2 separate regions of the Homo sapiens genome follow, and region 1 is linked to region 2. The links are chromatin contacts, found by Hi-C in ENCODE. All regions are on one chromosome and are shown on one strand. Each heading gives the region's core, a stretch centred on a gene start or an enhancer-like site at or near the end of the contact. The rest is flanking DNA. Distances are from core to core; before and after follow the strand shown.

What was found. Hi-C counts contacts between places; a loop is a spot of excess contacts on that map. Pooled maps may share reads with other maps.
Region 1: a pooled map shows a loop between it and region 2 (4-fold over the local background). The contact joins the promoter of FRY here to the promoter of NBEA in region 2. A Hi-C loop is called at or near these places in 4 of 50 pooled maps.

The regions. Positions count from the first base shown.
Region 1 is chr13:32,030,294-32,033,356 of GRCh38, forward strand. It overlaps FRY (FRY microtubule binding protein), which reads left to right and starts at 1,481. Exons shown (of 61, transcript NM_023037.3): 1 at 1,481-1,572. The coding sequence starts at 1,503. FRY-AS1 (FRY antisense RNA 1) reads right to left here and starts at 1,346. Exons shown (of 4, transcript NR_103839.1): 1 at 1,158-1,346.
Region 2 is chr13:34,940,194-34,943,545 of GRCh38, forward strand. It overlaps NBEA (neurobeachin), which reads left to right and starts at 2,077. Exons shown (of 59, transcript NM_001385012.1): 1 at 2,077-2,921. The coding sequence starts at 2,628. It overlaps LOC124903231 (a long non-coding RNA gene), which reads right to left and starts at 1,997. Exons shown (of 2, transcript XR_007063908.1): 1 at 1,947-1,997; 2 at 1,128-1,509. RefSeq lists an enhancer at 1,659-1,768 and silencers at 1,939-2,008, 2,449-2,568.

The sequences.
Region 1 (3,063 bases), core at 231-2,730, 2.9 Mb before region 2:
GATGAAGTATCTTAGGGCCTTTCAGAACATAGTTCTAGAAGTTTTATTTAGTGTTGAATTTTAAAAATTCTTTGTCCTAACAATAAAAGTACATTGTAGTCTTTCCCTTCCATTTTTAAAATGAACTGTTAATCTAGGAAGTCCTGTTTGTGTGTTGATTTGGGGAGTTAGCCCAACATTTGCTATGTTAAATACTTATTAACATGGTTTATTACTTTTTTCTGTTTTTTAGACAACATTAATCATGAATGTACTGGGACTTGGGAAGGATCCTGTGGTTTATGAGATAGTTGGCCAAATCCCACCTCTTCCAACATAACCTGTCATTATTAAAATATAATACTCTTATTTAATCCCCTGGTCAAGCTAAATGATAATGTGAAACAAAGCTAACCAAAATCAGGACACCTGATATCAAGAATTCATGAAATCAAGAGCCATTGTAGAGCAAGGAATCTAATGCTTTTGCTTCTTATCCTTTTCATACAAATAAAATAAGCTTCACTGGGCTTAGTGAGTCTTAGAAATGAGAGGTTTGAGAATAAGATCCATTGTGGAGTGTGTGACATTACAAAAACAAGCCAACTAAGCAGTGTGTACTGTCCCCTTAGAGTGCACACGTTCGGGCTCCGATGCCCCTTGAAAAGACTGCATTTCTGGGAGGGAAAAGTAAAAATGCAGATACCACCATGCGTGTGGAAGGCAGGGAAGAAAAAGCCCAGACAAGCGTCCTCTTGTTGAGTCTCTTTACTGCAACGAGGCTGACGGATGGGGTTTTTCAAAACGTCGCTGCAACCAGATGCAAGGCTGCAGCTTTGCTTACCGCAGCGTGCTGCAGTTGTGTTTATTTCAGGGACAGACACAAGGGGAAGCAGCAGCCAGAGCACACCCGGGCCGCTCACGGGAAGCCTTGCTGAAGAGAGAGGATCCGCAGAAGCTGGGAAATTCCTCCCGCAGCCTAGGCGGAGACTGAGCCGCGGCTCAGGTTGAGACAGTGGGCAGGGGCAGGGGGCGGCGCTCCCGGCCCATCCCTTAGCCCCGCGGCGGCCGTGTGGGCCGGAGGCTGCCTGCACCGCGTCAGGGAGGCCGGCCTAGAAACCCTCCCTCCCAGAAGAAAGCCGATCCCAGTTCAGGTGGGGTCTTCCTCGGTTGCGTACCTGGCTGGAGCCGAGCTGGTGGGCGGCCGGCAGCCGGCGTTTCTGGTGATGACAGCCCCGAAATGAAAGCAGCGCGGCCGCCGCCTCCGAGGGCTGCAGGGAGATCAGCGTCCAGCAAATAAGAAGCAAGTCCTGGACCCGGAGGAGGAGGAGCGGCCGAGCATCTCTCTCTGCTCCGCCGTGTCCTTTAGATGAGCACTCCCGGCCGGAGCCGGAGGTGGATCCGCAGAGCTGCCTCTGGGCGCCTGACCCCGCGCTGACATCACAACCTGTGACAGGCGCATCACGCCCGGTACCTGCTCCCGGCCGCTGCCCGTCCTCCCAGCCTCTTTGTATGCCGCAGACATGGCCAGCCAGCAGGATTCGGGCTTCTTTGAGATCAGTATCAAATATTTACTGAAATCCTGGAGTAATAGTGAGTAATAGAAAATAACCTTTTTGTTTGTTTGTTTGCTGGATGTTGCATAAGGCTGGAGACAGAAAATCTCAACTGGACACATATGTTTGTGAGCCGCGGAAGTTTTTCTTTTTTTCTTTTCTTTTCTTTTCTCTTTCTTTCTTTCTTTCTTTCTTTTTCTTTCTTTCTTTCTTTCTTTTTTTGCTCCCATCTGCTGTGAAAATCAAAATGTCAGAGACTGAACTAGCTTTCCTTAAGTGCAAAGGCTGCAATGGAATTACAGTAGATTGTGTTTGATTAAATTTTCAAGTGAGGCAGCCCTTCAGACTCTGGGGGAGCTCAGGATCAGGCATTCCTGGCTGCATTTCCTGCCTTGATGTTTATTTGATTTGTTCAGGCTTTCTCTAAATATTTTGTGAAGTGTGATTTAATCAAAGGGGTGTGGCAGGGTTTCAGAGTACTTTGTAATTGTTTTTTTAGGGTATTGTCTGAAGAAAGAAAAGTATTTAATAGTCCAAAACCTAGGACATCCTTTTTGTATATAGAGGCATCTGCAGATTTATTTCATCTCTCCCTCTTCCATGTGGATGATGTTCTGAATGCCATTTAATATTTGAATTTTTAAAAATCCTGATGTTTGCTATAGTCCAAATATTGTGCTTTTTTGAAACATAAACAAGTGAGGTTCTGACCCTAATTATTTATTAGGATAGCAGAATATGATGGCTCCTGAAGTTCCATTTCTGACCTACATAAGGATTTTAGCAATACGCTATTTCAAAAAGACAACCTCTAAGCTGCCGTGGATCTGGAATCAAATTAAAATGAGGCCTTCAGGTGATCAATGATGCCTTGTATTTTCCGAACTGTTTAAAAAGAAAGTCTTCTCTATTTCACTAACAGCCTTTGTACTTGCTTTGGATAAAAGATCAGCAGGTATTACTGATGCTTTATTGTTTTAAATAAAAAAATTTTTTCCCCGTGAAAATTTTAATATTGTATTATGTGCATACTGATTAACCTACCTGTGCTCAAAGAGCTAGTGATTAATTGTCTCCTACACAAATGACCTGTGGCCAAGATTGTTCTTATATAAACAAAACCTGGGCAGGAGAACCTGTGCTGCAATTGCTTTGAGGAAAAGAGCTAAAGTACCTTCAGCCTTAAGGTATTCAGGGATGTGCATCTCTAAATGATATCCATAGAAACCATTTTTTCCAGGTCATTTTGCACCACTGTATACACTATGGGGCTTGTCTGAAGCTGTTTTTCTACAAGTGGGAAGCCATTTGGGAGTAATACTGTTGCCCAAACAGCATTCTTTACTTGTCATAGCTATAAATCATTTAACTTGGACTCATTATTTTTATAATACTTTACACTCAAGGATGAATCTTCCTTTGTCTATCTGCTCTTTGATTAATGAAAAGAATTTGACATACAGTGTTCTTTATGGAGCAGTTTTCCAATAACTGAAAAAACTCACTTTTGAGTTGACATCAGTACGTG
Region 2 (3,352 bases), core at 827-3,326:
TGACTCAAAGAATCATGCACTTTCCACAGTATCATAGCGCCTGCGAGGAGCTGATTGTCTACTGGAGAAAGATTTTTAATTGGTAAGCTCTTTTAAATATCTCTGAAATTGAATTAAGTAGGCAAAAGAAGTGGAGTTTTCCTACTTAGAAATGGTGATATTATCTTTACCCACTCACTATCTTCACTAAGAAAAATGAGCAGAAAAATACAACCAACTGCATATACATACTACTTAAGAAAAAATACAAGAAAAATCAAAATGGAAATGTTAAAAATGATGTTAAGCTATTCATTCAGAAAGGAAATAGAAAGTTCAGGTTGTCACTGTCTCTCAAAGTACTCATGCAAGAAGTCTAAAAATAGCAAAAGGTAGAACCTGCTGCCATATAGATATATGCACAGTGGGTAAAAAAACTTAGTGTGACAACCTTTCAGTCTAGATTTATGTATTTTACAAAGATATCATTTTAAATTTGCAAATGAAACAGTACTCTTAAAAGCAGATGATACTCACTTGGGACAGACAAAAATGTAGTAGAAGGATATAAACGTTACAGGATTTTTCAATTATATAGTATATCTCAAGTCATACTATTATGACTTGTATGTTTTGTAAATTTCCCGTACAGTTTCAAGCATTCTAGCATTTTATAATTCAATTGCCATTTAATTTAAATGGACATGCTAGTTACCACTGCTTTCAGAAGTGTTTGCTTAACTACTTTAACAATTCAATCACTTTGGTGCAAGTTTAAACAAACAGACATGCAACCAAGAATTCATCCTAAGTACTGGTTTTGAGGAACTTTTTTATAACCTGTGGTACTTAGAATTTTACCGTGTTCCCATATCCTGGGAGTTAACTTGACTGGCAGGTCCAATTAAATATGAATAATAACAAAACTGATTATGGTGGATTTGTATATTGACCTTTTTCATTTGAGAGGACAATTAAAACGATCTGAATATACCTCAAGATACCTAATATTTCTGGTGACTTGCAATAATCTTTATTGAAAAGGGAAGACCTCATGAAATATTAAAGAAAATTATATCATTCCTTTCAAGGAACAGTCATGCCTATTTAGTTTTAATTCAATACTAACAGCAAGATTACTGTGTACATTTTAATTTTTAAAAATTAAAGGTTTATTTTTTGTCTCGTATCTGTGCAGACATAGATATGTACTTTTCTCACAGACAAGGCTGGCAGTGAGAATCACCCATGTTTTTAGATAATTTCGAAAGTCCTCTGAATTGTACGTGCCTGTGAAAAAAGGAAACATTAATAATTGGCATCATACCTGAGGATTGTCAGGATTTTGAAAGTGTGGGATTTGTCGTTCCCACCAAACTACCCCACAGTGTCACACACTGCAGTCTTTTTAGGCTGGGAGGCGAGTTCAAGAGCTGTTTGTTGTTCCGAGCTTGATCCAGAGAGGATCACTGTTTGACAAGTTCTATTTTAAGTCGTGCCTGAGTGTGCAGGTGTCAGCCTCTTTCATGGCTGTAGAAAAAGCACCATTACACTCCGTCTGTATTCTTCCCCCGACAATGCAGGATCGCCCCCCCGCCCCCCCGCGCGTTTGTTTCTGCTTTGCCAGCCACTTTTTCTTTGGGAAATTCTAGGGAGGGCAGGCGGACAGGACTGCGAGGAAGGGCGAGGAGGGGCAGAAAGAGGTCGTCTGCCACTCCCCTACCTTACAAGGCACGTGGCACTGGCAGTAGCAGCAGCTGGATGCAACAACTGAGATGAGGAACCTCCTCCCAGCAAGAGGATATTGAGAGAAGGAGGAGGTGGCAGCGAAGGCAAGACATGCACACTGTGTCCTTCCCCAAAGGGAGAATCCGCCCTCAAGGGAAAAACCACAAGGAAGCCACTACCCGCCCCGCCTCTGCCAGCTTGCCCCAGTGTCTGGCAGCAGTCCCCATGCACCTGCTCACCTGTCTATCCGTTCGGGGTGGTTGGGGGAGGGACGAGGGGTGTCGGGGTGGGTGGGTGGGAAGAGAAGGAGGGCAGGGCAAAAGAGGGGGTGCACCGAGGGCTCCGCCCCCCCGGAGGCTGTGCGCAGGCGCAGTGGCTGCTACCGCAGGCAGGGGGCGGCAACATGGCGGAGTGAGCGGCGGCGTCGGGGCTTCACAACAACAGTGGTGGCCGTAGCAGCGGCGGCAGCAGCGTCAATAGCATCGGCCACAGCCTGAGCTTCAGCACCGGCCAGCGTCGTGGCCAGCTGCTCGCGTCCTCGGGCTTCTCGGAGCGGCTGCAGCATCTCCGCGGGGGGCGGGCCGGGCCGGACAGACCGGGAGAGGGAGAGAGCAGAGGCAGCGGCGGCGGCAGCGGCAGCGGCAGCGGCACACCTGCTGGGCGGGCACAGCCGCTTGCCCGGCAGCGGTTAGCGGTACCGCCACCGCCGAGAATAAGCCTGCGGATCCCCCGCCGCCTCCGCGGGGGAGAGCGCCGGAGCGGGCCGGGCTGAGGCGCAGGCGGGGAGCGGGCCCGGCGCCGCGGCGCTGGTGGATGCTGGGGCTCCGAGGCGACGGCCGGGGGGCGGGGGCCGAGGCAGGTATAACGGTACCGGCGGCGGCAGCGCCGCTGCTCTTCCCTTCTCCTCAGGAGGGGGGCCAATGGCTAGCGAGAAGCCGGGCCCGGGCCCGGGGCTCGAGCCTCAGCCCGTGGGGCTCATTGCCGTCGGGGCCGCTGGCGGAGGCGGCGGGGGCAGCGGTGGTGGCGGCACCGGGGGCAGCGGGATGGGGGAGCTAAGGGGGGCGTCCGGCTCCGGCTCGGTGATGCTCCCCGCGGGGATGATTAACCCTTCGGTGCCGATCCGCAACATCCGGATGAAATTCGCAGTGTTGATTGGACTCATACAGGTCGGAGAGGTCAGCAACAGGGACATCGTGGAGACGGTGCTCAACCTGGTAAGGAAAAGGCGTGCTCTCAATCTGCTTCCCCAGTCCCCACATACACCGTCCCCAGCGCCTTTCCCTCCCACCCTTCACCCCCAGGGTCACACGCGCCGCGCGTCCCTGGGAGCGCAGAGCGTTCAGCCGGTATTGCCCAGCGGGTGACCTGCCTGCGCGCTGCTAGAGCCACGCCACCTCCCTCCTCTCCTCTTTCTGGTCCTCTCCTGCCACCTGAGCGCAGTGCCCAACTTAACACCGCTTCTTCTCACTTTTTAGGACCGCGAGTAACCCAGTACCCGCGGTGAAGGTTTTGGGTCGACTTTAGAGTTTAGTTAGGAGGTGAGGAGGCCTCCTGTTCTCTGGGGTTCTTTTTCTCACACTTAATTGTCCTTGGTGTCGCTCTCCGAGGATGACAGCCTTGCCCCTGGAGCCTAAATTCCCCCGTG